Linked DNA regions of Homo sapiens: region 1 is linked to region 2. A link is a loop called in an ENCODE intact Hi-C map of the cell type or tissue named here. Cell type or tissue: pancreas. All regions are shown on one strand. Links, peaks and the distances in the headings refer to the core of each region. The heading gives the core; the rest is flanking DNA. Region 1 overlaps KIAA1614. Region 2 overlaps XPR1 (xenotropic and polytropic retrovirus receptor 1).

What was found. Hi-C counts contacts between places; a loop is a spot of excess contacts. Peaks named below come from ENCODE experiments on the same cell type or tissue, not always from the same donor. Only the 100,000 strongest peaks of a DNase experiment are listed, where the experiment ranks them.
Region 1: it touches region 2 in a loop (2.7-fold over the local background); 5 of 110 quality-filtered maps call a loop at or near these places.

The regions. Positions count from the first base shown.
Region 1 is chr1:180,920,754-180,936,933 of GRCh38, forward strand. It overlaps KIAA1614, which reads left to right. Exons shown (of 9, transcript NM_020950.2): 4 at 7,677-7,820; 5 at 14,362-15,917. It overlaps LOC107985231 (a long non-coding RNA gene), which reads right to left. Exons shown (of 2, transcript XR_007066761.1): 2 at 16,005-16,180. Among named protein-coding and RNA genes, the nearest start is that of KIAA1614, 16 kb to the left of the region's middle. RefSeq lists an enhancer at 2,324-3,205. In pancreas, for the core only: no CTCF peak of the experiment used is centred there; DNase peaks (open chromatin) are centred at 4,938 and 6,038.
Region 2 is chr1:180,866,299-180,882,478 of GRCh38, forward strand. It overlaps XPR1 (xenotropic and polytropic retrovirus receptor 1), which reads left to right. Exons shown (of 15, transcript NM_004736.4): 13 at 7,505-7,644; 14 at 13,778-13,999. LOC124904464 (a long non-coding RNA gene) reads right to left here and starts at 6,586. Exons shown (of 2, transcript XR_007066760.1): 1 at 6,448-6,586. In pancreas, for the core only: no CTCF peak of the experiment used is centred there; no DNase peak of the experiment used is centred there.

The DNA of each region.
Region 1 (16,180 bases), core at 4,646-7,145, 52 kb after region 2:
AGTCACCAGGAGTCAGCCTGGGAGGCAACGACCCAGGACCTTAAAGGCTAAGGGTCAGATGCGGAGGAGACCCCCGGCCCCCAACCCCAGGGTTGTCCCCCACTTAATGAGGGGCAAGAGAAGGCTCAGTTGCAGAGGACTGGAGCCTCCTAGTGGTAGGCAAAAGCCCATGCCAGCAGCTGCCATTTTTGAGCTCTTATTATGTGGCAAGAGCTATGCTAAGTGCTGTTCCTTCTTTCCCATTTTATCCTAATAACAAATTGTATTTTTCACGCACGTCCGTGTGAAAAGACCACCAAACAGGCTTTGTGTGAGCAACAAGTCTGTTTATTTCACCTGGGTGCAGAAGGGCTGAGTCCAAAAAGAGAGTCAGTGAAGGGAGATAGGGGTGGGGCCGTTTTATAGGATTTGGGTGGGTAGAGGAAAATTACAATCGAAGGGGGTTTTTCTCTTACGGGCAGGGGCGGGGGGTCACAAGGTGCTCAGTGGAGGAGATTTTGAGCCAGAAGAAGGAATTTCACAAGGTAATGTCATCAGGTAAGATAGGAACCGGCCATTTTCACTTCTTTTGTGATTCTTCACTTGCTTCAGGCCAACTGGACATAAAGGTGCAGGTCACAGGGGATACGATGGCTTAGCTTGGGCTCAGAGGCCTGACAGTATTTATTGTTCCTGTTTCACTGAGAGAGAGACCTCTGTGGCGGGGGGAGTTAAGGGACTTGCCCAGGTCCTCTAGCTGCCAAGTATTGGAGCCAGGTTTTGCACTCAGGGCTGCCGGCCCCAAGGGCTGCGCTCTTGCCATCGTGCAGCACTGCCACAAGCCACCCTGTCCCTGCCCCCACAGGCCACCCCTTGGGCTAGGGATCTGGGGGTCTCCTTCCCCTCCCAGCCTGCTCTGTTCTCAGGTGTGGGCAAAGAAGGGCAGGTGATGGACTCCATGGGATACGCTTATTTTTCTCCTAGGTCACTATTAGGATGATTCAGGAAATGGGGTTTGGATTTTGGGGGAGAGGATGAGGTGAGACGTTGGGCCTCACAGAGGGCAAAAGGGATCTGTGCCTGGAAGGACTCATAAGAGAGAAGTGGGAGGACATTGAAATAGGGGGCCGCGCTCAGGCTCTCTCTGTACCAGCTCTGGCCCCTTCCCTTCCTTGAGCCTCTGAGAGACATACTGGGAACGCAGATTGCCTTAGGATCCCGGTAACCTAGCGCAAGTGAAAGGGTGTGACAGTGAGGAGCACAGCAATCAGGGCAACGCTGGCTCCAGACCCCACACCAAATCCACTTCGGAGGCTCAGGAGCCCGCGCCAGGGCGGCCAGCCCGAGGCCCTCGGCCTCCTCGGCCGTCTCCATAGAGGCGGTGCTTCTGCATGGCCCAGGCACACCCTGGTGCAAATCAGGACCTTCTCTGTATGTGTGATTTGGGAGGCCCCAGGTGCTGAGTGTGTCTGCAGGGGCTTTAGTTACAGGGAGAAGGGAGCAGAGAAGGTCTCGGTTTTGTTTTATGTGTGCTGTAGTGATGAGGGAAGCGCAGGGAACATCCTAGGTTGTTTATTTTCCCCTCATCGCTGTGATGGAGTCGTGCCCCTGTGGGGATCCACAAGCCCAGTCCCTGGTGTACACACCCTTCAGGAAATCCCTGTGAGTGATCGAGGACCAAAACACTTCACACAGGCGAGGGGAAGGGGAGGGCGGGTCCCGATCTTCAGGCCCCTGCTGGGATTCCTTGGGGGGTAAAAACTCCCTCCCCTCAAGCAGTTTCTAGACTCTAAGTTAAAGACAGGCAGCCCTAAAGAATTTCAGGGGCTTGGCCTGTGGTTCAAGTGGTCAGGCCCTCAGCTGTGAGAAAAATCTCAGGCTTTTAAAGCTTAATATGTTAATTAGCATTTTTGGAAACTGAGATAGGAAAAAACCAAAATGTTTTTCCTACTTTCACACACTCAACACAGCACAGAGCACTTCACCTCAAGCCACCAGAGCGTGTGCAGATGTTTCCCACCCGCCAAGCAATTCTCTGGCAGACCCCAGCTGGCTGCCCTGTGATTCCACTCAGTTCTGACACTGTCTACCTGCAGATAGGATCGGGCCCCACAGGTTGAGGGCTCAGTTCCACAAGACTGCGCCCACTTCAGATGCCAATTGCAAGTCCCAGGTTGTGACCTGCACTTCGGACCAACCAGCTATAAATCGGGGTTCCCACTGTTCCTTCCTTGGGTTTAATTTTATAGGACGGCTCACAGAACGCAAGGAAACACTTTACTTGCATTTACCCATTTCTTATGAAGAATGTTATAAAAGACACGAACAGCCATGTGAGGAGAGGCATGGGGCAAGGTATGGGAGATGGGGCACCACCCCCCAGAAACCTTCACAAGCCCAGCTGTCCTGAAGCTGTCCTGCCAGTCCTTTGGGTGTTTGTGGAGGCCTCATTATGTAGGCATGATTGATTACATCATTGGCCACTGCGAGTCAGCTCAAACTTCAGCCCCTCTCCCCTGACGGAGGTTAGGAGGTGGGGCTTAATGTTCCAACCCTCAAAATGATTGGTGTTTCTGGTGACCAGCCCACATCCTGAAGCTATCTAGGGACTCTCAGCCACCAGCCGTCTCATTACCATACAAAAGACACTCTGCTCATTCCTGAGATTCCAAGGGTTTAGGAGCTGTGTGCCAGGTGCCAGGAGTGGGGACCAAATCCGTATTTATTAGATCACAGAAGCACAGAGCTCCCCTGCGAGCTGGCCACTGGGTGTGATCCAGTGCAATTTCACATGGAACTGGCCACTTTTGCTCTTATTGTGCCCTGCACCGGCTGCAGCCATAGCTGGCACTGGTGTATCTCCTCCCTGAGCTCCTGGGGCAAGAACTGTGCTGTTCTTGTCTCCGGGCCCCAGTGCCTGCAAGTGTGTGCAGGGAAAGGCTCTCAGAAATGTCTGGCAGAGGCACGTCGTAAAGAGTGTGAGTAAGGGCTCAGCAAGGAGGCATGGGGAGTCCCGGCTGAGTGCGGGAGAAGAGACACTCCCACCATCCCAGCACCACCCCAGCATGCCCAGGGCTGTAGAGGTGGCTGAGAACACCCCAGGGCACGGGTGTAACCAAGAACGGAAGAATGCCTGAGCCCCTGCCTGTCCTTACCAACCCCCAGCTCCCATCCTGCCCCACTGATATACACGCACAAAGGAAAGCCCCCTTACCACTCCCAGCCCCACCGAGACTAAAGCAAAAGAAAAAATTAAATGTAACCACTCAACAGTGTTTTAGGATACTTAACACGCTCCCAGTGTCTCACCCTGGGTGGAGAAGGAAGCCCTATCACAAACCCAGTGCCACCTGGATCCTCCAGATACCCTGTCCCATGCTGCGTCATTGCCATGCCCATATACACACCACACATGAAAATCTCATGATGGTCCCAATCTTTACCAATCAAGGAGCTTGAGAAAGTCAATTTACCCAAGGCAATTCATCTGGTGGGAGCCAGTCTGAAATTCTAGGAAAGGAAGCCCTCTCCTCTGCCTGCCAGAGTTGAACAGGCCACTGGTCCCCCATCGGAGGGCATCTCGGACACCTGCCTCCTCTGTGGCCACCCAGGTCCCACACCTGAGGCCAAGAGGTTCTCACCAAAGGGGCAGCCCAAAGCCTCCTTCTGGGGCTCAGCAGGGAATCTGTTCATCTTCAGGAAGGCAGGGGCAGGGTGGCTCTGCTCTCCTCAGAAGTCAGCATCTTAGGCGTGCACTGCAGGCCTCCACACAGATCCTTTTGAAGGTGTTGAAGGAGGTGGGTTCTCCCAGCTGCCATTCCTAAGGACTCCCACTCCTCCTTCTCCATTGACAGGAGGGCCTATTGACTGTCTGGGAGTCAGCTTTCCTCCATGACCAATTGGCCACCTCCTGTTTTCTATCCTATGGAAGCCACCTTTTCTATGGAGCCCTGTCAAGGGCTTTTCAAAGTCCAGAGCAAAGCCACCAGGTCCCCTCCAGCTACAAGATGGTGTTTGTCATTTCAAACATGCCTTCCCCTTGCTGACGACAAAGTGATCTCATCACAGGTGACTTTAGTACATATTCGGGGATTCCATCCTTTGCTTAGTAAGGGGGTGAGAGTAATTTAACAAAACAATGGTGCTAATGATAAAATAATAATAATAATAATAATAAATGCTAACATTTGTGGACTCTTACCAAGTGCCCAGCTCTGTGCTAATCTCTTTTAAAGGAGTCACTCTCACTTATCTTAACAACTGAGCCCTTATTTAGCAGATAGGGAAACTGAGGCTCAACTCCTAAGTAACCTGCCAGGGTGACACAGCTAGGAAGTGGCTGTCCAGGGATTAGAACCCCAGGCAGGCTGCCCCCAAGCCACACACTTCCCCGCCACTCTAGGCTGTGTCCTGTCCATGTCCTGCAGACCTGGGAAGAAGGGACCTGTGCAAGCAAGCATGACAGTCTGAGACTAGGTCCCTGCCCTCATGGAGCACATGACCCAGAATCAGTTCCAGGTGCACCTTTTCCACTTCCCCTCATTCAGAAAATTGCACACAGAATCACAGTAGGAGAGCTCTATCCGTGGTCATCAGAAAGCTTTCAAATACGCAAACATGGAACAAATGCTAAGCAGAAAAGTTTCTCTATGTTCTGTACACTCCATATTCTCCCTCTACTGGGTGCATCCTGGAATCTGGGAAGCGGCAGATCCCTCTACATTCCCAGTTATTTCCCCATCCATGTACCTGAGTTGAAAGGGTTAAACACAGACTCGCTGAGCTTATTATTTTAATCCAGGATTATGATGGCTGCAGAAGAAGGCCACTCTGTCCCCTTGACCTCCTTGGCTAGGAGAGCAATGGTGGTTCTCCTGCCCCAGCTGGCTGGAGGGAGAGCAAAGCCTTAGCTAAGCCTGTCCCTCCACCAGGAAACTGGCCGAGACGGGAGTGCCCAGAGCAGGAGGGGACCACACGCTGCCCTTTGTCCTTGTGAACCAGTCGAGGACACAGGTGGCTGGAGGGGTGGGGGAAGGGCCAGCATACTCTAGTGGAACTCTAGTTTTCCCCAACAATGAGCTCTTTATAGGCTCTGCCACTCGGTCAGGGCCAAACATCTGTGGTGGGAACTCCCCCAAGGGGGGACCTCGAAATCCCACACCCCACCTTATGGCATATCAGACTATGTGGCCAAAGATCTGGGCTCACAGGGTAGCACTGTGAGTCCTCTCCCCTCTCCAGCCCCCACTGCTTGCAGATGGGGAAACTGAGGCCCAGGGAGGAAAAGCACTCAGCCACTTTATTCCTATGCTCCACCCTCTGAGCTAATGAGCTCCAGAAGTGCAGACTTTCAAGACAGTGGCAAAAAGCCGTCTCTTCTTAGGCAGGAATTGCCTCTGCCTGGCCATGGCACTGACCACCCCAACCCTTCTAGGAATTTTCCAGAGCAACTCTGGGAGCTGGGAGGTGGGCAGTGAGATGGGACAGACTCAGCACCCACCCCATTTTGCCTGCTTGTTCCCTGCCTCAGAGAAAGACCACCTTCCCTCCACAGGGCTGGTCAGGCCCTCGCTTCACCAGGGTGCACGTTGACCTTGGCTGCAGTCTGTGAAGGTGACTGCCACTCCTCCATGCTCAGTGTGGTACTGCATGGATGCCTCTAGGCGCCTAAAAAGCCCTGCTTTTCTAATCAGTGGAGAACCAGCTTTGTCTGCCAGGAACTGAAGCAAGACAGCTGATGAGAAAAAAAAAAAAAAAAAAAAAGTAACAGCTCCAAGAGGAGGGAGCAGAAAGGAAATAGCAAAGCTGGAAAATGGCTTTAAAACCTGGGGGCAAGGCTGATCCTGGCAGCATCTGGCCAGTTGCCTGGGGGCCCTCCTGCCTGCCCACCAGGTCTTGTGACAAATGCCCTCTGACAGCCGTGGAACCACAGCTGTCACCGGAAGGCTCCGAGTGTGCGGGCTGGCAGCCAGAGGCCCACGGCTGCAGGGGCGCCTCTCCGGGCTGGTAACCTCATTATCTCTGCTGTCAGGGCAGGAGCCCCAGGGAGCACAGCTGCTCTCAGCCGCCTTGGAGGAGCTGTCTGCTGGGGAAGCTGTGCAGAGGGAGGCCTCTCCTGCCAAAGGAGGCTTCACGGGGCAGCGGGCCTGGAGATTCGCTTTCCCATCACTCCAGTAAAGCCCTCCTTGTTCCAAAGCCATGCCTGGGCCCTGCCAGGGTTCACAGGCACAGATGGTGCCTTTCTTCTAGCAGTCTCCTCCTGCTCCCCAGCAGCCCCAAAACAGGGTTGGATGCAAATAGTGAGAAGAAAAAGAAAAGGAAACAAGAAAAGAAATCATAGTCTGCCCAGAGTTTGTCCAAGGATGTCCAAGGAAGCCTTCCTTGGAGGCCTCAGAGCTGTGCCATTTCCACTCACATCTCTGTCACCCAGGAAACTGCCTGGTCCCTTCCCCCAGTCAGGACCATGGTGAGGGGCTGCAGGTCTGAGATCAGGACCTGCTGGAGCCCTGTGGACCCTCACTGTTGAGGACAGCCCAGCATATGTGACGGCGAGGACAGGGGCAGCCAGTGGGGATGATGAAGTTACCCCAAAGAGCGCATCTGCCCCCAGCCACAAACATCCTCTGCCTGCCCTGAGACCCAAGGCAGGAGAGGACAGAGGGTGCGGAACGATGCTGGAGACAGTGGGCTGGCTGTCGTGTGCTCTGCTCCGCTTGCAATTGACGTTCGACCTTGAACAATGTGCCAGCGTTCTTCTCTGCTCTGGACACCCTCATCTGTCAAGTGGAGAGAACACCTGCCCTCGGCCAGCCTGGCTGGGGAGAGCAAGCTCCGTGGAGAACAACGTCTTGTCAGTGGGAGATTGTGGGTTGCTGTTATAGCTGTAACCCAGCGCGGGCTGTATGTCACTGGCTGAGAGACAGCTTTGAAAACGGACTGCTGTCATTTTCTGCCACTCTGGACTGGCCAGGGAGGCAGCACATCTGGTAGGGGGTGGGGGCTGGTGGAGGACCCTTATTATTATGAAAGTCGAACCACTTGCTGGCTTGGTTTGGGTCCAGCTTAATTTCTCTCAGCCCTGAGCCTGTGAGCCCTGAGCTGGTGCCTGATGGTTTTGGATTGGGACTAAGGCAAGAAAACACCAGGATTTATAAAAATGCCATTCCCCCAAAGGGCCCAATCTATGCTGGACAGAGCCCTGATTCTTTGCATCTGCAGTGGGTACTAGTGTGGTGCTGTGTGTGGGTGCAGAGAGACAGAAGGAGAGAGAGGTGATGCGTGGAGAGACCATCTGTCTGGGCACAGGCCCAGCCCAACAACCCCGGGCCCTTTCTCCCTCCTCCTCCCAGATAGCTCCTGCTGTCTGCCTGGGGAAGGAACAATAGAATAATCTGGAGACTCTCCTACCCTTTCTAGATCCTCTTGAGGTCTCTGCCTCCAGTGCCTGAGCAGATGTCCAAGGCCGGGCCAGCTCCCCAGCCCCCATCCAGAGCCACGCAGGGCCATTTCCCAGCCCCAGGCCCCAGGCCCCAGGCCCCCAGGCTGGGTTCCCTGTGCGTGGGTGCTAGAGGAGGAAGGCTGCACATGCAGGGCTTTTTCTGGCACAGCCAGTGCTTGACACTGCTAAAGCCCTCCTAATCTGCGTTATTTTCCTCTAATCCCTCCCCCACCACCCTGGCCTGTGTGCCACGCTGCAGGACCGTTGGTCCCAACCCGGAGCCTGTGCTGAGCCCCAGGCATGAGGAAGCCACGCATCTGCTGCAGCGTGCCCGCATGAAGGCCAGGACCCGGCCCCTCCGTGCCAGCCATGACATCGTGCCCACCATTACCCAGGGCAGCCGGTGAGTGGGACCTGGGCCAGGCTAGCCTGGGAGGGCCATAGCAGGGAAGAGTCAGCAGTGGGAAGAAGTGGGATCTAGCCAAATGCTGCTGCTGCTCGCTCCATGTGTGTGTGTGTCTGTGTGTTTTCCATATAAGGCTCTTGCTTTGATTATTTAGTCAGTCAACACACCTTTCCTGAGGGCCTACAGTCAGGCACTGAGATACAAAGATGAATGAAACATGATCTGGATCCCTGGGGGGATGGAGGTCACAGTCTCCAGGGAGAGAAGCAAACAGATATTCAATTATGTGGACTGTGGTGTGAGAGAGGAAAAGTGTGTGTGCTGAACTGGAAACTGTTAACTCCACCTGGAAAGGACAGGTGAGGCTCTTGAGAGAAGGTGACTTCTTAGCTGAGGCTTGACGGAAGTATAGATATGCACTGGCAAGCAGTGCAAGATAGGCACTGGCAAGCAGGCTTAGTGAGGCGACAGAGGAGCGCAACACCTACAGCCAGACCATGCGGGCTTGACTTCTGGTTCTGGCACTTAGCTGGGTGCCTCTGCAGAAGTCTGTGTGCCTCAGTTTCCTCACCCACAAAATGGGAACTGTAACAGTGCCTGTCTTACAGGGTTGCTGTGGAGCTATGTGAGCTAATACGTGTCAAGTTTAGAACAGCGCCCGCCATGCAGTGAGTGCTGCAGGACTGTGAGCTCTAATGACTCCTTATTTTGTTGCAGGGGTGTGGGAGGTGTGAGAAGGGAGGCATCTGGAATGAGCCCAGGGTTCTGACTCGGTGTCTGTGTGTTTGGTGGGGCCTCAGCCGAGGGGTGAGGCCTCAGTGCAGGGTCAGGCATTGGAGGGGGAGGTGGTCCCAGAACATCCACTGGAAATGCCCACCAGGCAGTTGGATACAGGATCTTTAGAGGAGGAGAGATCAGAACTGAAGATTTGGATGTCATCCCTGATTTCATAATGCTACAGCCGTGGTAAGGTAGGAAAACAACAAGGTCAAGGACATTCAGACCAGCACATCACACACATGACTGCCCCCTGAGCAACACACTGCATCCCCATCTTCCTGCCTGTTCCGCCGATGGTGCACTTTGAAGAATCACTTACATGTGGACTTCACCACCACACAGAGCTGTCTTCCAGTCATGCACCTGGGCCTGAGATGAGGCCACCAGGCTATGCCAGGTCTCACCAGGCCCAAGCAAGACCACTTCTGCAGCTAGCAAAGCCTGTGGCTTCACTGGCATGGTGGGCCTGCTGCATCAGCCTGTTTGAATCACCACGTGGCAGTGGAGGGAGCAGGGGTTCTTAGGGAACAGGGATCTTGGTGGAACTGGACCACATGCTCTTTGATGGAGGGTGCCGAACTGCTCATTAAAGGCTAAGGACCTTCATGGAACCACTGAGACGACTCCTTCATGAGCAGAGGTCATTGTGACCCTTAGGAGAGGGGCTCAGAAGACCATAAATCCTGGCAAGGGGTGCCAAACAGACTGCCCTTGTATTTCCACATTTTGGGCCTTGCCTCTCTCTCTAGATGGAGGGCACTTGTTAGGAATGGGCATGGTGGGCTGGGCACCGTGGCTCACGCCTGTAATCCCACCACTTTGGGAGGCTGAGGCGGGCGGATAATGAGGTCAGGAGATCAAGACCATCCTGGCTAACATGGTGAAACCCCGTCTCTACTAAAGATACAAAAAATTAGCTGGGCGTGGTGGCGGGCACCTGTAGTCCCAGCTACTTGGGAGGCTGAGGCAGGAGAATCACTTGAACCCGGGAGGCGGAGGTTGCAGCGAGCCGAGATCACACCACTGCACTCCAGCCTGGGCGACAGAGCAAAACTCCATCTCAAAAAAAAAAGGAATGGGCATGACTTCTTCAGGGCATCCTAACTATTCTTCTTCACGTATATAAATATATGGTGAGAAATCTTAGACTTCCAAGCAACTCTCCTGTTCTACTTTGTAGAGGCATTTAGGTTAGGTCGGATAGCCTCAAAATAGTCAAGACTATCTGCAAAACAGATTGCATTGTGTAAAGGTCCTCTTGGACACTTCTTCCTCATGTCACTCTAGCAGCTCACAACAACCCCAATCACTAACTTTAACGTAGGCTCCCTTTTGCAGGCTGTCTCCAGGCCATAGAAATGCTATAGAATTGCAAGGTGACCCACTTTAGCAGCTGCTGTGTCCAGAAAAGAATTACTGTGACTTGGCAGCGCTGGCGAATCCTCAGAGGGTATAGCTGAAAAATCAACGCCAGATGGCTTGCTGCAGATGCTTCTAAAGGTTACGCTCCGTCAAATCACCCTGGAGGGCCATGCTGAGTTAACATGGCAATGGCACACAGGCCCCAGGCCTCAGTTAGATGCAGGAGGCCCCATCCCCAGCCCAGATGCATCACTTCTAAAGAGCAGCTTGGTGAAAGGTGATGGAAGAGGAGGGGCAGGCAGAGCAGTCTCAGAGGGCCTTCTTTATCCTAGGTCTGGCTAGAGGCAGCTGGGGCAAGCCTGAACAGACAGGGACTCCAGGAGGTGAAGAGGTAGCAGCAGCTGCATTTTTCTGGAAACAAATTAATACAGAAATGGAGCAGCTCCTGGAAGCACAAGATTTTGCCATTTTGGGGATAGACATGCCTAGATTGGTGTTACTGATGGCAGGAGGACAGGACATGTCAGCAAGAGGCAGGGCTGGGAGGGTGACACTGTAAGTGGTACTGTCCTGGGTCAGAGAGAGTGGCTGTGTTGAGACTGCAGAGCTTGTGTACATCACATTGATTGTGTGGTTAGGGGAGCAATGCTATGGAAAGTGGGACTCTGGAAAGGGGTCCCTGTGAAGCCATATGTCTCCAGGACTGCAGCGGGATCCTCCCCTAGAGGAGTGACTACTGGAGCTTCTGTGGAGCATCACCTTGAGAACTTGGCAGGTGTGGGATTTGCTCAACGCTTAGCTGCCTCATTCGTCCTGCACTTGTCTCCAAAATCTTCATCCTGCCTTTATGCACAGTTGCTGACACTGCTAGTGGGGCTTTCTGGGTTTGAATAATTGGGCTGAAAGCACCTTATGTGATTAAGCGCTCCTCAATTTCTCTTTTTAGAACAAAAATGTCTGCCTCTGCAGTGAATTCCAGGATTGCTCAATTCACCACCCTGTGTGTGAAAGTTAAGACCACTGATGTGGCTCATGGGACCTGGGCTCCCTTGTTAGATTAGGACCGCACTGCCTTTAAAGCTAGGCTCTTTTCCTCCCTAGAAATTACAGCCCACATCCTGCCAGCGGACAGGGCACTAGCTTTTGGGGCCTGTGGAGGGGTCGTTGTGTGAAGCTGTGTGCAGAATCTCCCTGTGGGCCTTTGCCTGCATTGGGTCGGCTGGGCTGGGAGGGCGTCCTTTCTGTGCAGTGGGCTAGGCTGTTTCTCCGGATGGAGTCTTCTTTTTGGGGGCTATGGGGAGGGAAGCATGCTTCTGAAGAGCTCACCATGAGCTCCACAGGAACAGGGACCCCACAGCTGACCTAGATACAAGTACAGGTAGGGCCCAGAATCCTCGTGTGGGTTCTCTGGGGCTCAGAGTCCCAGTGCTTTACAATCCCCAAAAGAAAATCATCACCACCATAGTTATTAATATCAGAGGGGCCTCCCGACGACCATATTGAGATGAGTAGTGAGATCCTGCACCGTCTTCAGCAGCGGGGTGTCCTGCTCAGTAGCCTACATCTCTCGGCTACAAATCCCTCTCTGAAAGCAGGGCTGCAATATGACTTTCGGGGGCCCTAGGCACTTTTGCCTTCGTGGGCCTCTTTCTCCATAAAAAAAAATTAAAAAATATATATTTCATGACCATGCTGGTTGAAAGATAAATATGTCATTCTACATTAAAATCTTTTCTTTGACCCAAAAGTTTATTTTCTTCTGATTTTAAAAGAAATTACAACATTTTCCTGGGCCCCTGTCCATATTGTGCGTCCTTGGCATAGCGGCTGTTGTGCCTGATGAATGAGTAGCCCTGGCTGAATGTGAGTTCCAGAAAACAGGCTGACCGACACCTCTTCAGTGTTCCCCAGAGCAGCCTTTTTAAGCACAGGATCTGCTGAAATCTCAAAGCAGGCAGATCTACTTGCTTAGGAGGAGTTTGTGTATGTTTTTTTTGGTTTTGTTTTTGTTTGTTTGTTTTTTTCGAGACAGGGTCTTGCTCTGTATGGAGTGTAGCAGCACTCAGTATGGAGTGTAGCAGCACGATCTTGGCTCACCACAACCTCTGCCTCCTGGGTTCAAGCAATTCTCATGCCTCAGCCTCCCAAGTAGCTGGGACTACAGGCACGCATCACCACTCCCGGCTAATTTTTTCTATTTTTAGTAGAGACAGGGTTTCATCGTGTTGCCCAGGCTGGTCTTCAACTCCTGAGCTCAGGCAATCCGACCACCTTGGCCTTCAAAGTGCTAGGATCACAGGCGTGAGCCACTGCGCCTGGCCAGCAGGAGTTCTTTTTAAAAAAAATTTCGTTCTGGAGCAGTGCTTATGGGGGGAAATGACTGGAGTCAGGGGTAGGAGCAGGTGTGGAGCCCCCATTGTCCATTGCCTTTTGCATTCCAGTGAGCATTCAGCATCTAATAAATAGAAGTCAAATGCTACTAGGCTAAGAAGAAAGATCCAGGAAATGAGGCAGGAGGGTTGCATGAGGTCAGGGAAGGAGGCCTGGAGGCCCTGAAGGCCTGGGAGTGTAAGAGGAAGCAGGAAGGAATGTGGGGAGCCTGCATTTTCCCTCCAAAGTGTATGCACTTGACCCTGTGCCCTCTTCTGGGTTGGTGTGATAAAGGCTGTGCATCAGTTGGACCTACAGACAGGAGGCAGTGGAGAGGCTGGATAAGAGGCCACTGCAGGGGTCCAGTGTGAGTGATAAAGAAGTGATAAATGAAAGAAACAAGAGATGGAATCCCAACACTTAGCAGTGGATTGGTGGGGAGGCCACTACCAGGAAAAGAAAGGGAGAACTATGGTCCTTTCTTGGGTGCCTTCTGATAGAAAACGGCCTGTGGACCTGGGTCCATTTGCATAGTGGCCTGAAACTCGGGTTACCTGGCTCCAGGTGGCCCTGGTGTGAGATGTGTACAGGTGTCTTCCGGAACTGAGCAGGACTTGACTATTCGCCACAGTGTCTCCCAGAGCCAAAGTGGATGACAGATGGACAGACTCCCCAGCACAGCAGTGCCATCCCCAGCAAAAGCAGGACGAGAGTGTGTGTGAGGGCTGGGGAGGGACAGTGCCTGGAGTGGGGGTTGGAACAGTCAAGACTCAGGGGCCAAGGAGAAACATCACTGTTGCCTTGTCTGAATTATGCATAAGCAAGGTGATGTGGAACCCTGTGTGGAAACTTCGGGAGCAATTGCTTAGAAACCCTGACTTTAAGGCCGGGTGCGGTGGCTCACGCCTGTAATCCCAGCACTTTGGGAGGTCGAGGCAGGCAGATCACCTGAGGTCGGGAGTTCAAGACCAGCCTGACCAACATGGAGAAACCCCGTCTCTACTAAAAATACAAAATTAGTCGGGCGTGGTGGCGCATGCCTATAATCCCAGCTACTCGGGAGGCTGAGGCAGGAGAATCGCTTGAACCTGGGAGGCGGAGGTTGCGGTCCTGAGATCACGCCATTGCACTCCAGCCTGGACAACAAGAGTAAAACTCCGTCTCAAAAAAAAAAAAAAAAAAGAAAAGAAAAGAAAAGAAAAAGAAACCCTGACTTCAGGCTGGGCGCAGTGGTGCACACCTGTAATACCAGAACTTTGGGAGGCCGAGGTGGGAGGATCACTTGCGCCCAGGAGTTTGAGACCAGCCTGGCCAACATAGTGAGACCTCATCTATACAAAAAATAACCAAAATAAGCCAGATATGGTGAAGCACACCTGTGGTCCCAGCTACTTGGGAAGCTGAGGTGGGAGGATCACTTGAGCCCCAGAGATCGAGGCTGTAGTGAACCGAGATCATGTCACTGCACTCCAGCCTGGGCATCATAGAGAGATCCTGCCACTAAAACAAACAAAAAAAAGAATCTCTGACTTCAGTTCTCACACAGCCTCTCCTTTAAGTGGAAACTTAAAATATCCTGTTCCCGTGACAGCATTACAGCAAATACATATTTCCACAATCACTACCAAAAATACATGGTGGTCAGGCTCACTTCCTCTCCCTAACAGACACACACACACAGACGCCGCACCACCCCAGCAACACACACTTGTGAGGACTTCAGCATCTTCCCATTCAATAGTGTTTCATCTTAACTCAGGCTGAGCCATGCAAGAGAGGGAAAGCCAAAAGCACGGAAGGTGGCCTTGGTTTTGTTTAGCGCTGTCTCAGGATCAGAATGGGCTGGCAAGCTACTCTGGTTTGCCGAGACGCCCCCAGAAATCCTCTCTGGAGTAACCTTGTGGGTTGCGGTTGCCACAGAGCACGGTGGGAGACTGTAGCCCAGGGTGGAGAGGGTAGGGCCGATGCGTGTCCATACCTCCCCAGGTTTCTGCCCTTGACCTCTCTCCTCCTGTCTCTTCATCAGAGATGGCCACAGAAGCCCAGCCCGGGACCCCAGGACGACCCCTGCCTGCAGAGACAGCCTCCAGAACGGGCACACGAGCGATTCCTCCAGCGGAGAGTCCAGCGGTGGGCACAGGCCGAGGCGGGGCCCCTCGCCGTCGCACGTGCGCTTTGAGGATGAGTCCGCCCGCGAAGCCGAGTTCCGTCACCTGGAGCGGCTGCAGCAGCGCCAGCGCCAGGTGCTGAGCACCGTGTTGCAGGCCGCGGACCAGGGCCCCCTGCGCTCCAAGCCCGACCTCGCCGACTACATCAACGGGGCTCCCCGGCTCCGGGACGCGGGGCAGGGGACATTCCACAGGCTTGTGGGCAGCCTGGACCGCAGGGGACACCCGGCACCGCCGGCACCGGGCAGCGAGAGGAGGTGCCAGGCCTGCGGCAGCTGCATCGACGACCCGCGCCCCGCCCAGGGGAAGGCGCCCCCCGTCCCCAGGACCCTCCAGGAGCTCCAGGCTGCCTGTGGGATGGAGAGGGTGCTGGGTGGCCTGAGCTCCCCACTCCGGCTCCTTCCTGCAGAGCCCCGGCTCCACATGGAATGGATCCGGGAAACACACATCGGAGACACCGTGTGCCCTGCGGAGGTGGACTCTGCCCTGGACAGCACAGACAACTCTGACAACTGCAGGACCGACAGTGAGGAGGCGGGGACCTCTCAGGCTGGCTGGGCGTGTGGGCGGACCCAAGGCAGCAGCCCGCGACTGCGACTGCGGGGCTCCAGGCCTCGAGGCCACAGGTGGTCCAAGAAGGCTGAGGCGGAGCTCCCTTGGGGCCTTCAGGCCCAGCAACACCTGCCTAGGGCTGATGATGTGGAGGTGGAAAATGAGGTGAAAGAGGGCAGAGGACACACGCCTGAAGGAACTCTATTTTTGAGAGAAGATGCCAAGCCTCCTGACCTGGAGTTGAAGCGGGTGTCCCTGGGACCCCAGTGGCAGCCTGGACCAGGGCTGGGAAGTCACCAGCCTCACCCTTTGGATTCCCGGACTCCATGCAGGACAGCCTATGCCACCACCGCCCCCATGACGCCTGAATCATCGGGGCCAGGAGGCCAGGCCCAGGTTACAGAAAGCCACGAGTCCCTGGAAATTGTCTCTCCTTCCTCCCTGCAACAGAGCCATGCAGAGCCTTCTGCCCCACACCAAGCCTGGCAGCCAACAGCTTCCTTGTGTCCTGAAGGCTGGGCGCCAACCCCTCCCCCTTCGAGGAAAACCACCTCGCCAGTGTCTCACAGGAAGGCAGCCCTGGCTGGACTGCTCAGGCTGGGTGACCAGACAGAGCCTGTGGGTATCCCTCGGCCTCCTTCAAGAAGCGCGGTTCTCAGGACCTGTGAGCTGCCCCCATCACAGACCCAGCCCAGCCGCCCTCAGGTCAGGCACCCACTGCTGGCCCTGTCCACCAACAACTGCAACAACAGCGCACCTCGGGGGCTGCAGGAGCCCTACGGGGGAGCCGTCCACGAGGGTAGGGTGGAGAGGGGCCCCTGCAGCCGGGAACCGGAGCCGCCCCTGGAGAACAGCAGAGATGGTAAGGGGCTGCCGCTGGTTCCTGCCCAGCCCAGGCCTGGTGTGGTTCTACAGCAGACGCCCAGACCCAATCCATGACACACAGGCCTTCAGAGTCATTCCCTTTTATCTCAATAGTCAGATGGCAGCGTCACATACCACCTCGGCAGCTCCTTGGAGCTGCTCTGAGGTGTCAGGGGTGCTGGTGGAGGCTGGATGCAGGATTGACCGCCGGCCTGGAGGCAGACTAAGCAACTCCCTCCCGGGGGAGGCAGAACCATGGGG
Region 2 (16,180 bases), core at 7,456-9,955:
GAGCTTCATTAAAAATTTAGAACACAGGTATATGAACCTTAAAATCAGTTCTTAGGGATTAACAGTTCTTAAAATCAGTTCTTAGGAATGCATAATATTAAGCACCACATCCCAGGTCCAGGAACAATTTTTGTCATCTTTATATTCACACTTAATTTTTCTGTGTCTCTTGACCTCAAAGATAAGTGTATTCCTCCTGAAAGACTTCCACATTTTTGGTGACACCAGTTTCCACATTGGTCATGGTGAATAGCTTAAGACTGACTCTGAAAGGCACATGAAATTGCAGTTCTTCAGTTAAGCCTAATAATAAAGTGAATGTGGATTTACCCAAAAATTGCATTATCACTATATTGCGAGGAAGGAGAGGGAACAGTGAGCCATGTGAATGTGTTAAAATCCTCATAATAATCCTCATTAAATTTATCATAATCATCAGTCAGTGAATAATATCTAAAATTGAGTAATCAAGATATAACACTATACACATATTAGTTTATTTTTTTTTTTTAATTTTTTTTTTTTTATTATACTCTAAGTTTTAGGGTACATGTGCACATTGTGCAGGTTAGTTACATATGTATACATGTGCCATGCTGGTGCGCTGCACCCACTAACGTGTCATCTAGCATTAGGTATATCTCCCAATGCTATCCCTCCCCCCTCCCCCGACCCCACCACAGTCCCCAGAGTGTGATATTCCCCTTCCTGTGTCCATGTGATCTCATTGTTCCATTCCCACCTATGAGTGAGAATATGCGGTGTTTGGTTTTTTGTTCTTGCGATAGTTTACTGAGAATGATGGTTTCCAATTTCATCCATGTCCCTACAAAGGACATGAACTCATCATTTTTTATGGCTGCATAGTATTCCATGGTGTATATGTGCCACATTTTCTTAATCCAGTCTATCATTGTTGGACATTTGGGTTGGTTCCAAGTCTTTGCTATTGTGAATAGTGCCGCAATAAACATACGTGTGCATGTGTCTTTAGAGCAGCATGATTTATAATCCTTTGGGTATATACCCAGTAATGGGATGGCTGGGTCAAATGGTATTTCTAGTTCTAGATCCCTGAGGAATCGCCACACTGACTTCCACAATGGTTGAACTAGTTTACAGTCCCACCAACAGTGTAAAAGTGTTCCTATTTCTCCACATCCTCTCCAGCACCTGTTGTTTCCTGAGTTTTTAATGATTGCCATTCTAACTGGTGTGAGATGATATCTCATAGTGGTTTTGATTTGCATTTCTCTGATGGCCAGTGATGATGAGCATTTCTTCATGTGTTTTTTGGCTGCATAAATGTCTTCTTTTGAGAAGTGTCTGTTCATGTCCTTCGCCCACTTTTTGATGGGGTTGTTTGTTTTTTTCTTGTAAATTTGTTTGAGTTCATTGTAGATTCTGGATATTAGCCCTTTGTCAGATGAGTAGGTTGCGAAAATTTTCTCCCATGTTGTAGGTTGCCTGTTCACTCTGATGGTAGTTTCTTTTGCTGTGCAGAAGCTCTTGAGTTTAATTAGATCCCATTTGTCAATTTTGGCTTTTGTTGCCATTACTTTTGGTGTTTTGGACATGAAGTCCTTGCCCACGCCTATGTCCTGAATGGTAATGCCTAGGTTTTCTTCTAGGGTTTTTATGGTTTTAGGTCTAACGTTTAAATCTTTAATCCATCTTGAATTGATTTTTGTATAAGGTGTAAGGAAGGGATCCAGTTTCAGCTTTCTACATATGGCTAGCCAGTTTTCCCAGCACCATTTATTAAATAGGGAATCCTTTCCCCATTGCTTGTTTTTCTCAGGTTTGTCAAAGATCAGATAGTTGTAGATATGTGGCATTATTTCTGAGGGCTCTGTTCTGTTCCATTGATCTATATCTCTGTTTTGGTACCAGTACCATGCTGTTTTGGTTACTGTAGCCTTGTAGTATAGTTTGAAGTCAGGTAGTGTGATGCCTCCAGCTTTGTTCTTTTGGCTTAGGATTGACTTGGCGATGCGGGCTCTTTTTTGGTTCCATATGAACTTTAAAGTAGTTTTTTCCAATTCTGTGAAGAAAGTCATTGGTAGCTTGATGGGGATGGCATTGAATCTGTAAATTACCTTGGGCAGTATGGCCATTTTCACGATATTGATTCTTCCTACCCATGAGCATGGAATGTTCTTCCATTTGTTTGTGTCCTCTTTTATTTCCTTGAGCAGTGGTTTGTAGTTCTCCTTGAAGATGTCCTTCACATCCCTTGTAAGTTGGATTCCTAGGTATTTTATTCTCTTTGAAGCAATTGTGAATGGGAGTTCACTCATGATTTGGCTCTCTGTTTGTCTGTTGTTGGTGTGTAAGAATGCTTGTGATTTTTGCACATTGATTTTGTATCCTGAGACTTTGCTGAAGTTGCTTATCAGCTTAAGGAGATTTTGGGCTGAGACGATGGGGTTTTCTAGATAAACAATCATGTCGTCTGCAAACAGGGACAATTTGACTTCCTCTTTTCCTAATTGAATACCCTTTATTTCCTTCTCCTGCCTGATTGCCCTGGCCAGAACTTCCAACACTATGTTGAATAGGAGCGGTGAGAGAGGGCATCCCTGTCTTGTGCCAGTTTTCAAAGGGAATGCTTCCAGTTTTTGCCCATTCAGTATGATATTGGCTGTGGGTTTGTCATAGATAGCTCTTATTATTTTGAAATACGTCCCATCAATACCTAATTTATTGAGAGTTTTTAGCATGAAGGGTTGTTGAATTTTGTCAAAGGCTTTTTCTGCATCTATTGAGATAATCATGTGGTTTTTGTCTTTGGCTCTGTTTATATGCTGGATTACATTTATTGATTTGCGTATATTGAACCAGCCTTGCATCCCAGGGATGAAGCCCACTTGATCATGGTGGATAAGCTTTTTGATGTGCTGCTGGATTCGGTTGGCCAGTATTTTATTGAGGATTTTTGCATCAATGTTCATCAAGGATATTGGTCTAAAATTCTCTTTTTTGGTTGTGTCTCTGCCCGGCTTTGGTATCAGAATGATGCTGGCCTCATAAAATGAGTTAGGGAGGATTCCCTCTTTTTCTATTGATTGGAATAGTTTCAGAAGGAATGGTACCAGCTCCTCCTTGTACCTCTGGTAGAATTCGGCTGTGAATCCATCTGGTCCTGGACTCTTTTTGGTTGGTAAACTATTGATTATTGCCACAATTTCAGAGCCTGTTATTGGTCTATTCAGAGATTCAACTTCTTCCTGGTTTAGTCTTGGGAGAGAGTATGTGTCGAGGAATGTATCCATTTCTTCTAGATTTTCTAGTTTATTTGCGTAGAGGTGTTTGTAGTATTCTCTGATGGTAGTTTGTATTTCTGTGGGATCGGTGGTGATATCCCCTTTATCATTTTTTATTGTGTCTATTTGATTCTTCTCTCTTTTTTTCTTTATTAGTCTTGCTAGCGGTCTATCAATTTTGTTGATCCTTTCAAAAAACCAGCTCCTGGATTCATTGATTTTTTGAAGGGTTTTTTGTGTCTCTATTTCCTTCAGTTCTGCTCTGATTTTAGTTATTTCTTGCCTTCTGCTAGCTTTTGAATGTGTTTGCTCTTGCTTTTCTAGTTCTTTTAATTGTGATGTTAGGGTGTCAATTTTGGATCTTTCCTGCTTTCTCTTGTAGGCATTTAGTGCTATAAATTTCCCTCTACACGCTGCTTTGAATGCGTCCCAGAGATTCTGGTATGTGGTGTCTTTGTTCTCGTTGGTTTCAAAGAACATCTTTATTTCTGCCTTCATTTCGTTATGTACCCAGTAGTCATTCAGGAGCAGGTTGTTCAGTTTCCATGGAGTTGAGCGGCTTTGAGTGAGATTCTTAATCCTGAGTTCTAGTTTGATTGCACTGTGGTCTGAGAGATAGTTTGTTATAATTTCTGTTCTTTTACATTTGCTGAGGAGAGCTTTACTTCCAACTATGTGGTCAATTTTGGAATAGGTGTGGTGTGGTGCTGAAAAAAATGTATACTCTGTTGATTTGGGGTGGAGAGTTCTGTAGATGTCTATTAGGTCTGCTTGGTGCAGAGCTGAGTTCAATTCCTGGGTATCCTTGTTGACTTTCTGTCTCGTTGATCTGTCTAATGTTGACAGTGGGGTGTTAAAGTCTCCCATTATTAATGTGTGGGAGTCTAAGTCTCTTTGTAGGTCACTGAGGACTTGCTTTATGAATCTGGGTGCTCCTGTATTGGGTGCATAAATATTTAGGATAGTTAGCTCTTCTTGTTGAATTGATCCCTTTACCATTATGTAATGGCCTTCTTTGTCTCTTTTGATCTTTGTTGGTTTAAAGTCTGTTTTATCAGAGACTAGGATTGCAACCCCTGCCTTTTTTTGTTTTCCATTGGCTTGGTAGATCTTCCTCCATCCTTTTATTTTGAGCCTATGTGTGTCTCTGCACGTGAGATGGGTTTCCTGAATACAGCACACTGATGGGTCTTGACTCTTTATCCAACTTGCCAGTCTGTGTCTTTTAATTGCAGAATTTAGTCCATTTACATTTAAAGTTAATATTGTTATGTGTGAATTTGATCCTGTCATTATGATGTTAGCTGGTGATTTTGCTCATTAGTTGATGCAGTTTCTTCCTAGTCTCGATGGTCTTTACATTTTGGCATGATTTTGCAGCGGCTGGTACCGGTTGTTCCTTTCCATGTTTAGCGCTTCCTTCAGGAGCTCTTTTAGGGCAGGCCTGGTGGTGACAAAATCTCTCAGCATTTGCTTGTCTATAAAGTATTTTATTTCTCCTTCACTTATGAAGCTTAGTTTGGCTGGATATGAAATTCTGGGTTGAAAATTCTTTTCTTTAAGAATGTTGAATATTGGCCCCCACTCTCTTCTGGCTTGTAGGGTTTCTGCCGAGAGATCCGCTGTTAGTCTGATGGGCTTTCCTTTGAGGGTAACCCGACCTTTCTCTCTGGCTGCCCTTAACATTTTTTCCTTCATTTCAACTTTGGTGAATCTGACAATTATGTGTCTTGGAGTTGCTCTTCTCGAGGAGTATCTTTGTGGCGTTCTCTGTATTTCCTGAATCTGAACGTTGGCCTGCCTTGCTAGATTGGGGAAGTTCTCCTGGATAATATCCTGCAGAGTGTTTTCCAACTTGGTTCCATTCTCCACATCACTTTCAGGTACACCAATCAGACGTAGATTTGGTCTTTTCACATAGTCCCATATTTCTTGGAGGCTTTGCTCATTTCTTTTTATTCTTTTTTCTCTAAACTTCCCTTCTCGCTTCATTTCATTCATTTCATCTTCCATCGCTGATACCCTTTCTTCCAGTTGATCACATCGGCTCCTGAGGCTTCTGCATTCTTCACGTAGTTCTCGAGCCTTGGTTTTCAGCTCCATCAGCTCCTTTAAGCACTTCTCTGTATTGGTTATTCTAGTTATACATTCTTCTAAATTTTTTTCAAAGTTTTCAACTTCTTTGCCTTTGGTTTGAATGTCCTCCCGTAGCTCAGAGTAATTTGATCGTCTGAAGCCTTCTTCTCTCAGCTCGTCAAAATCATTCTCCATCCAGCTTTGTTCTGTTGCTGGTGAGGAACTGCGTTCCTTTGGAGGAGGAGAGGCGCTCTGCGTTTTAGAGTTTCCAGTTTTTCTGTTCTGTTTTTTCCCCATCTTTGTGGTTTTATCTACTTTTGGTCTTTGATGATGGTGATGTACAGATGGGTTTTCGGTGTAGATGTCCTTTCTGGTTGTTAGTTTTCCTTCTAACAGACAGGACCCTCAGCTGCAGGTCTGTTGGAATACCCTGCTGTGTGAGGTGTCAGTGTGCCCCTGCTGGGGGGTGCCTCCCAGTTAGGCTGCTCGGGGGTCAGGGGTCAGGGACCCACTTGAGGAGGCAGTCTGCCCGTTCTCAGATCTCCAGCTGCGTGCTGGGAGAACCACTGCTCTCTTCAAAGCTGTCAGACAGGGACACTTAAGTCTGCAGAGGTTACTGCTGTCTTTTTGTTTGTCTGTGCCCTGCCCCCAGAGGTGGAGCCTACAGAGGCAGGCAGGCCTCCTTGAGCTGTGGTGGGCTCCACCCAGTTCGAGCTTCCCAGCTGCTTTGTTTGCCTAAGCAAGCCTGGGCAATGGCGGGCGCCCCTCCCCCAGCCTCGTTGCCGCCTTGCCGTTTGATCTCAGACTGCTGTGCTAGCAATCAGCGAGATTCCGTGGGCGTAGGACCCTCTGAGCCAGGTGTGGGATATAGTCTCGTGGTGCGCCGTTTCTTAAGCCGGTCTGAAAAGCGCAATATTCGGGTGGGAGTGACCCGATTTTCCAGGTGCGTCCGTCACCCCTTTCTTTGACTCGGAAAGGGAACTCCCTGACCCCTTGCGCTTCCCAGGTGAGGCAATGCCTCGCCCTGCTTCGGCTCGCGCACGGTGCGCACACACACTGGCCTGCGCCCACTGTCTGGCACTCCCTAGTGAGATGAACCCGGTACCTCAGATGGAAATGCAGAAATCACCCGTCTTCTGCGTCGCTCACGCTGGGAGCTGTAGACCGGAGCTGTTCCTATTCGGCCATCTTGGCTCCTCCCCCGGATTATTCTTATTACACATATTAGTTTAATACATGGAGGCTAAGTAGAAGAAGTAGCTACAAATTTTGAAAATGTTCGGTCTCTAGGGATGGAAAGAGAAGGTGGCCAGGGGACTTTTTTTTTTTTTAGAATAGCATTCTCACAATGACTAGTATTACTTTGTTTAAAAATTTTTTAAGTAAAATAAATATTATGGCTTAATACATAGTAGTTCCCCTTCCCAAAAATTTCACATTCATTAAATACATATATTTAAAGAGCTGATTTCCTTGAGATTAATAATGAGCAAATCTATGAATTATATAGTTCTGCTCTATTGGCAATTTGTGTACTTAAGACTTTTGTGTAGCTAAAACTGGACTGGACTCCTAAATCCTGGGTGCTAGTACCTGCAAGTATTACTTGAGCACCGTCTTCCCCATGTAAAAATAGAACATTTCTTAAATTCAACCACGGTTGTGAAATCCAAGCTTAATTTCATTCACATCAAAAAGCAAGGCAAAACTTTCTTCAAATACAGGGTAAGGCAAATGGAGAATAAAAGTACAAATAACACAGTGAATAAATCTGCTAATCTTTTCTGATATTAGCTATTAAGTCTACTGTACCTGTTAGAATGTAATCTCAATCAATCAAGGATCTTAACCAGCTTATATTTCTGGGCCCTAGAAGAAAGCCTGGTATACAGTATGGCAGTGAAATATATTTGTTAATGATTACTCAAATTCAGTAATACTTCATACTGGATATTATACCATTTAAGAAAAAACTAAATTGGTAGAAATCATTCTAAAATATAATGTGTACTTCCCTGCAAAATAAAGTACAACTTTCCTCTTGAGCCTGTGCTTATTCGTAGGACATGTGTGAGTCTTGTTTGTAGGACATATGCTCATTGGTATGCCTATTTATGAGAAATGTGATAGAAAACATACTCAATTTCTTTATTATTTCTCAGGCCTACTACTACTGTGCCATAATAGAGGATGTGATTCTGCGCTTTGCTTGGACTATCCAAATCTCGATTACCTCTACAACTTTGTTGCCTCATTCTGGGGACATCATTGCTACTGTCTTTGCCCCACTTGAGGTTTTCCGGTAAGCAAACTACTGAAAAGTTTATTAAAGATTCTTTTTAACCTAAAAGACACCCAATACTTACAAATTAGAATTTATTATAACTTGTACTTGAAAACCTTTAATTTTCCAACTTTTCTCAAATTTCTCCTCAGCCTTAGAATTGGAAAACCATGTTGGCCAGGCTGATCTCGAACTCTTGACCTCAGTTGATCCACCCACCTCGGCCTCCCAAAGTGCTGGGATTACAGGCGTGAGCTACTGTGCCCGGCCCAGAGGTTAATTCTTACAAAGTTAAAATAACCATTGATGATGACTTAAAAGCTTCTTTAGAACGGGGTTCCATTGAAAGGATAAGTGGAAATTGGGAGGTAAAATGGCTTAAAACAGAAATCAATCATTTTTTGCAATTTGGCAGTCTGAGTTATTCAGCCCAGCCTTCTCACTGAAAACAATAAAAATGCTAGATAAAATGTGTTTAAATCTGGCCAGGTGCACTGGCTCACTCCTGTAATCCCAACACTTTGGGAGGCCGAGGCCGGTGGATCACCTGAGGTCAGGAGTTCAAGACCAACCTGGCCAACATGGTGAAACGCTGTCTCTGCTAAAAATACAAAAATTAGCTGGGCATGGTGGTGGGCACCTGTAATCCCAGCTACTCGGGAGGCTGAGGCAGGAGAATCGCTTGAATCCAGGAGGCAGAGGTTGCAGTGAGCCAAGACTGCACTGTTGCACTCCAACCTGGGCAACAAGAGCAAAACTCCGTCTCAAAAAAAAAAGTGTTTAAATATTCTAAAAAAAAATCAGACAAGATAATCCAAAATCTAAATGAAAACAGGAGCCCCAAGATAAACAGAGCACTAACACTACCTTTGCACTATAGAAATTTGCCAAATCTGTAGACTTTGAAATTCACTTGTGACTGCCAATTAAAATTTGTATGCACCTAATAAAATGCCTTAAAATTTTGTAAAGCAAAAGCTGGCGTTGCTACAAGTAAATTTACAATTTCAGATTTTAACATATTTCCTTCAGTGATAGATAAATAACGGGTCAGTTAATTAATTAAACCTGAATGACATACGTAGAGAACTGCATCCAACTACTAAATACATATTCTTTTAAATACATGTAGAACATTTACCAAAATTAACCTTACACTGTGCCATAAAGGAAGTCTCAACAAATTGCAGGGATTATAATCACAAAAAGATAACTCAAAAGTCCCAAATGTTTAGAAATTAAGCAGTACATGTCTGATAACCCCAGGTCAAAATTGTAATGCAAATTTTAAAATATTTTGAGTAGCCAGGCATGATGGTTTATGCCTGTAATCCCAGCATTTTGGAAGGCCAAAGTGGGCAGATCACTTGAACTCAGGGGTTTGACACTGGCCTGGGCAACATGGCAAAACACATCTCTACAAAAAATACAAAAATTAGCTGGGCATGGTGGTGCGCGCCTGTAGTCCCAGGTACTCAGGAGGCTGAGGTGTAAGGGTCACTTGAGCCTGGGAGGCAGAGGTTGCAGTGAGTCAAGATCATGCCACTGCACTCCAGCCTGGGTGACAGAGCAAGACTCCGTCTCAAAAAAAAAAAAAAAAAAAATTTTTTTTTGAACAGAATGTAATTGAAAATGTGATAAAAGAGAAAAATGTAAAATGCAGCTAGGGCCATGCTTACAAGGAAATGTGTAACTTTACATGTATATATCAGAAAAGTATATAGCTCAGGAAATAAGAAAGATTTAAAAAACAGCAAATCCCAAAAGAAAGTAGAAGTAAATATAAAGAACGTAAATTAATGGAACAGAAAACAAACACACAATACAGAAAATTATTAATGATAAAGCCAAACTTAATTTCCTTAAAATGCCAAATACTGTTGATAAAGTACTTAAGACTGATAAAGCAAAAAAGAAAAGGAAGTACAAATTATGAATATCAAAAAACCTAAAGACATTTATTTAAAGAGTAAGACTATCTTATGAGCAACTTTATATCAATAAATTTAAAAATTTAGATGAATGGACAAATTACTGAAAAAGCAGTGTGCCAAAACCAATAAAGAAGAAATAGAAAATCTGTATTAAAGAAATTAAATTCATGTTAAAATACTTTGCACAAAGAAAACGCCAGGCCCAGGAATTCTTTCAAATATTTGAGGAAGAAATATTAACCAATTTTATACAAAACTCTTCCAGAAAAAAAAAGAGCATAAAAGGAAACACTTTCTAGTTTGTTCTCTGCAGCCAGCATAACTTTGATATATAAGCCTACAATGACATTTTAATAAAAACTAATCTGTCTCATGTACACAGTTGTAAAAATCCTGAATGAAATATTAGCATATGAATTCAACAATATATAAAAAGGGTAATACAAGTTAGGTTCGTTCTAGGAATGTAAGATTTAACATTCAAAAATCAATCAGGGCCAGGCACGGTGGTTCACACCTGTAATCCCAGCACTTTGGGAGGCTGAGGTGAGTGGATCATTTGAGGTCAGGAGTTCAAGACCAGCCTGGCCAACATGGTGAAACCCCATCTCTACTAAAAATAGAAAAATTAGCCGGGAGTAGTGGCGCATGCCTGTAGTCCCAGCTACTCAGGAGGCTGAGTTGGGAGAATTGCTTGAACCCAGGAGGAAGAGGTTGCAGTGAGCCAAGATTGCACCACTGTACTGCAGCCTGGGCAACAGAGGGAGACCCTGTCTCAAAAAAAAAAAAAGAAAGAAACCTGTCTCACTTATATTAACAGAATAAAGGGGGAAAAAGAACCTCTATATTTGTAGAAAAGGCCATTGATAAAAGTCAATACCTGTTCATGAAAAAAATGTTTTCTACAAAAACACAATCAAGAACATATTTAACAGTGAAACACTATAAACTTTCCCTTGAAATCAGGAATGAGACAAGTGTGTCTGCTGTTCCCACTTTTATTTAATATCATCAAAGTATAGCTAGCGCAATGAGGAAAAAGAACTATCATAATTGGAAAGGAAAAAATAAAACTATAATTATTCACTGATGACAGTTACACAGAAAATTCAAAATAGTTTACAAATAATTAGATCTAATGTCACAGTTCTGAATACATGGTCAACATAATATAAATCAGTCATTTTTAAAAACAGTCATAACAACTAGAAAAAGAACATTTTAAAAACCATATCATTTTGAATAGCATCAGAATATATCAGATATATACCTAGGAATAGGTTTAATTAAAGCTGTGTAGACGTGAGAAAATCGACAAGCCAGTTCTGTAATTTATATGGGAATATGAAAGGTCAAGAATGGCCAAGACTATCCTGAAAAGAACAAAGTTAAAAGACTTATACTGTCAGATATCAAAATTGATTATATAGTTACAGTGAGTAAGACAGTATATGGTGTTGGTGAAAGGATAGACAATCCACTGGAACAGAATAGGGAGTACAGAAAGAAATCCACTCGTGCATACCTTGATACTTCTTGATTTATGACAAAGGTGGCTACATAACAGTGGAAAAAGAGGGCCTTTAATAAATGATATTGAGTCAACTGGATATCCATATGGAAAAAAATGGTTCCCAGCTCCTACTGTATACTGTGTGTGAAATCAATTCCAGGTGGATTGTAGAACTAAGTATGAAGAGTAAATCAATGAACTCTCTGGAAGTTAACATAGGAAAGAACCCTAAAGGTGGTTTTCAGTGTATGGTAATGTATTTCATATTTCTGGATGGTAATTACACAGTGAGTCCCTTTATGATAATTAAGCTGTACATTTTTTATTTGCATACTTTATGTGTGATATACTTCTGTTGAAATGCTTATCTTAAAAAAAAAAGGCAAATTAGCCAAGAGAAAGAAGGACTAACTTTCAACAGCAACAGTGAAAGTCAGAAATTATTAAAATGAAATCTTTAATGTGCTGAAAGAAAATAACTGCTTACCTAGACTCTGCCCAGTGTAGATATCTTTCACAAATAAGACGATATAAAGATATTTTCAGATAGGTGTATAACATTCGTCTAAGTCAAGATCGACAAACACTGCCTGTTAAAATAAGACAGAAGCTGGAAACGGAAGATAAACCTGAGAGAGAAAGCATGACTCTGGAATCCACCTGCCATCAGAGCTCTCTCCAGACCAGTGCTCCTTCCCTTCCTCACCTTCCTGAATGCCTCGGCCTGGCACCTGAACTCCCCATCGCTGCTGCCACCTTCCCCCACCCACTTCTTTCTCTTTCATGTGTGCTACTTCATCAATTTTTTAAAAGAAATTCTAGTAAAAAAAGAAAAATACCTCATGACGATTTTCTTTTTAAAATCATTTGCTTACTAACTAAATCAAATGTTCTATCCCATTTAAAACAAACAAAAAAACCATCTTTAGATCAGCTTTCTCTCTCCAACTACTGCCCATCTTTCTGCTGTCCTTTATAGCAAAACTCTTCAAGAGGCGTCTGCACTTGCTGTCTCCACTCTCACTTCTCTCCCATTCTCTTTTTCATTCAAGTATGTATTCCCAATACTCAAACTAAACCACTTTTGTTAATAATCTATAATAATAATATTGTAGTGCCTACTATGTAGCTGACAGCGTTCTAAGCCTTTTACCTTTATTAAATCCTCACAACAATCTTAGGAAGTAGGTGCTGTTATCATGTCTTTTACTGATGACACTGAAGCATAGGTTAAGTAACTCATCCAAGGTCATTACAGCTAGCAAGTGGTAGAGCCATGATTTGAATCTAGACAGTCTCCCAGAGCCTGTGCTTTTAGATCGTACTGCCCATTTTGCTAAATCCCCTTGTCAGTTCTCTGTACTTATTTACCTTACTTTACTTCCCAGCAAAGCACTTTCTTCACTTGACTTCTCAGAAACTACAGTCTCCTGTCTCACTAGCTATTCCTTGTCCACTCCTTTACTGGTTCTTCCTCCTCCCCCCAAACTTTTAAGTGTTAGAGTGTTCCAGGATTTAATCTTCTGCCCTCTTGTCTCCTCTAGTTGTATTATTCCTAAACCTATTATGTGAAATACTGTCTTTATGCTATCTCCAGCCATAAACTTTCCCTTGAACTGCAGACTCTCGTCCACCTCTCTACTGAATTCTCCCATATCTAATGATTAGCTCTAACCTAACAGGAACAGCCCTGCATCTCTGATCTTAGTAAATGGTGTCACCTTTCCCTTAGACCAAAAACCCTAAGACGACTCACATCGCATGTCAGTAAGTCCTGTCAGCTCCATCTTTATAAATAAATCCTTTGTCTGTCTGCTTCTCATCACTTCTGTTATTACCACCTTTAAGTCACCATCATCTCTTTTCTGGACTGCTGCAACAGCCCTTCTAATTGGTCTGTCTTCAGCTGTTCTTGTCTCCCTTTGATCTCTTCACCATTCAGCAGGACCTTTTTCAAACAAATCACTTCATTCTCCTGTTGTTCTCTCATTGTTCTCCATTAGACCTAAAATTTAAACTATGGGTTATAAGGCCCTCTGTGGGTGGGCCCTCTTCCACCCCTCCATCATTATCTCCTGCTATTTTAACCTCACTTATTCTTAGCCCCCACTGACCTTGCTGTTGTTTCCAACTTGCCTTTTTATACTTGCCATTTTCCTCTGCCTGGGATGCTTTCCTCCAGGATTTTTACATGACTTGCTTCTTTGTATCAGTCAGGTTTTCAATAGCTGCCATGTCTTCAAAGAAGCTTTCCCTAACCAGTCTTAATGATGGCATACTCTATTCCCTTGTCCTGCTTTATTTTCTTCACAGTAGTTATCATTAGCCGATTGATTGTTTACTTGCTCATTGTCTGTCTCCACCACTAGAAATTACACCCCATAAGGGCAAAAAGGCTTTGAGTCATTCTGTGCCTTTACTGCCTTATGGCAGACATTCAGTAAATATTTGTCAAATAAGTTGAAAGAATGAGCACTCTAAAACTGCATTGCATAAGTCCCTCCCTTTTTCATAGTCTAGTCTTGTTTCCCTTACCCCCCCACCACCACCTCCCCGCAACACCATCTTTCCCTATTTTAATATTCAAGCCCTTAATTCTTTGTTTTTGTTTCCATGAGTGGAAACTTGATACACTGGGAGGTTTACAGGTAGCAGAAGTATGTTACAATTTCATAAGTACTTTGATCTACCCCATTTTGCTAAGGCGATTTGTGTGGAACTTCTTCCGCCTGGAGAATGAACATCTGAATAACTGTGGTGAATTCCGTGCTGTGCGGGACATCTCTGTGGCCCCCCTGAACGCAGATGATCAGACTCTCCTAGAACAGATGATGGACCAGGATGATGGGGTACGAAACCGCCAGAAGAATCGGTCATGGAAGTACAACCAGAGCATATCCCTGCGCCGGCCTCGCCTCGCTTCTCAGTATGTATGGCTTCTACTTCTGTGAGGCATATTTCCTTTGAGTTTTAGCATTGGGTAGCATGTAAGCTAAAAAGCTATCAGGTTGAACCAAATGAAATTGCCAATACTCAGCCATTTTTCACCTACAAAAAAACAGTAATAAGCAGCAATTCCATATGATACAACCTATGACTGTCTAAATGAGCACATAGAGTAAATGTCATCAGTGCATAACCTAGTAATTTGGCACTAAAGATCCACTGTCTGGAGGAAAAGGTTGTTGGAGAGTGATTTATTAATACTTGACTCTTCTGTGTGTTGTGTATGCAAATAATTTTTATGTTATAAACTTTAGGAATCCTGCCATCTATGCCTTGACCAAATGACTTAATTTCTGTTTTCTGCCCCCATCTGTAAATTGAAATTAATATGGTTCTTGCTTATAGGGAGGTTAAGTGGATTATATTCATTATTACATAGAACTTGGACCAGTTCCCTCACAGAAAGAGCCTACTAAGAATAAACTATTACTATTTTTATCTTCTTATTAAATACCTACAACAATATTTTTATCAGTCATTGACTACGTATGTTGCTAAAAGTTACCATAAATGTACAGTATATGGTGACTGCATATGAAATTTAGAGACAATAGATAGCACAGTAGATTGGAATGAAGGAGGCTTAGGTTGAGGATGAACGGTTTTCTAAAGGATAAGGGAGTGAATAGACTAGAGACACAGTAAAGAACATAAAGGTAGAAATGAAGTGCAGAAAGAAAAACCATGTGACTAGAATTATAGTAAGAATAATTTTGCTGAATAGATGAAGTATGATTGTAAAAGGCTGAAAATGCAAACTTGATCTTGTAGGCAGGAATGAGTCACAGATAATTTTTTTTTTTTGAGATGGAGTCTCGCTCTGTTGCCCAGGCTGGAGTGCAGTGGTGCAATCTCCACTCACTGCAAGCTGCACCTCCTGGGTTCACGCCATTCTCCTGCCTCAGCCTCCCGAGTAGCTGGGACTACAGGCGTCCGCTACCACACGCAGCTAATTTTTTGTGTTTTTGGTAGAGATGGGGTTTCACCATGTTAGCCAGGATGGTCTCGATCTCCTGACCTCGTGATCCGCCCGCATTGGCCTCCCAAAGTGCTGGCATTACAGGCATGAGCCACCGCACCCAGCCACGAGTCACAGAGAATTTTTCTGTAGAAGAATGACATTGTGAAAGTAGTATCCTAGGAAGTTTTAATAGCACTGTGTAAGATATATTAGGCAAGGGAAAAACTGAAGGCCAGAAAGCCAGATGAAAAGCTATGCAGTACTTCAATGTATGGGGCAGTGAAAATTCAGATCAGGATGCTTACTGTTGGACCAGAAGGAACATAAGGAGATGTTTTGAAGGAAGTAAGAAACAGGAGGTAGTATCAGTAACTCATTGGATATAGAGGAGTAGAGTAGAACCTGCTGAACTTTAAATAGAGATTTGGAAGTTCTCTGAAGAAGGCAGAGAAAAGCAGAGAGCAGGGAACTGAGTCTTAATCCCTGGCTCAACCATAGTAGCCAGGGAACAAACACAGACAAGAGAAAAAAAGAAAATAAACAAAAGAGGTAGGAATAGTCAGGGAGGTAATAGGAAGAGCATCAAAACAAAGCATGGTTGGTGCTGTGATCCCAAGGAAGCAGAGTTTGAAGAAGCTGGGGCAGGGGAGCACTGAGTGGGTCAGTGAGATAAGTGCCACAAAGGGCTGGAAGAAAATGCTAAGTGTGATTGGTGACCTCATTGAGCTCCTGATTTTGAAGTCTAATTATCCTTGTTAGTTACCAGCAGAGGGCAATCTAAACATATACTATTTCTGCTTAAAGAAGGGGCTCTTTGGCAATAGATTATTCTGTTCCATTTCAGGTGTTTAACGGAGAAACTCTGGGAAACCAGATTGCACCAAGAGTAAGACATTAGGAATGGAACAGTTGGTGTACAGCGGAGAGAGCAGGGAATCCAAAATAAGATCTGAGTTTCAGTACTGACTTTATCACTCATGCAACCTTTAGCATATCCTTAATGTGTGTGGTTTTTTTGTTTGTTTGTTTTTTTGAAACAGTATCTCGCTCCGTTGCCCAGGTTGGCTCAATGCAGCAGCACGATCATGACTCACTGCAGCTTCAACCTCCTGGGTTCAAGCACTCCTCCCACCTCAGCCT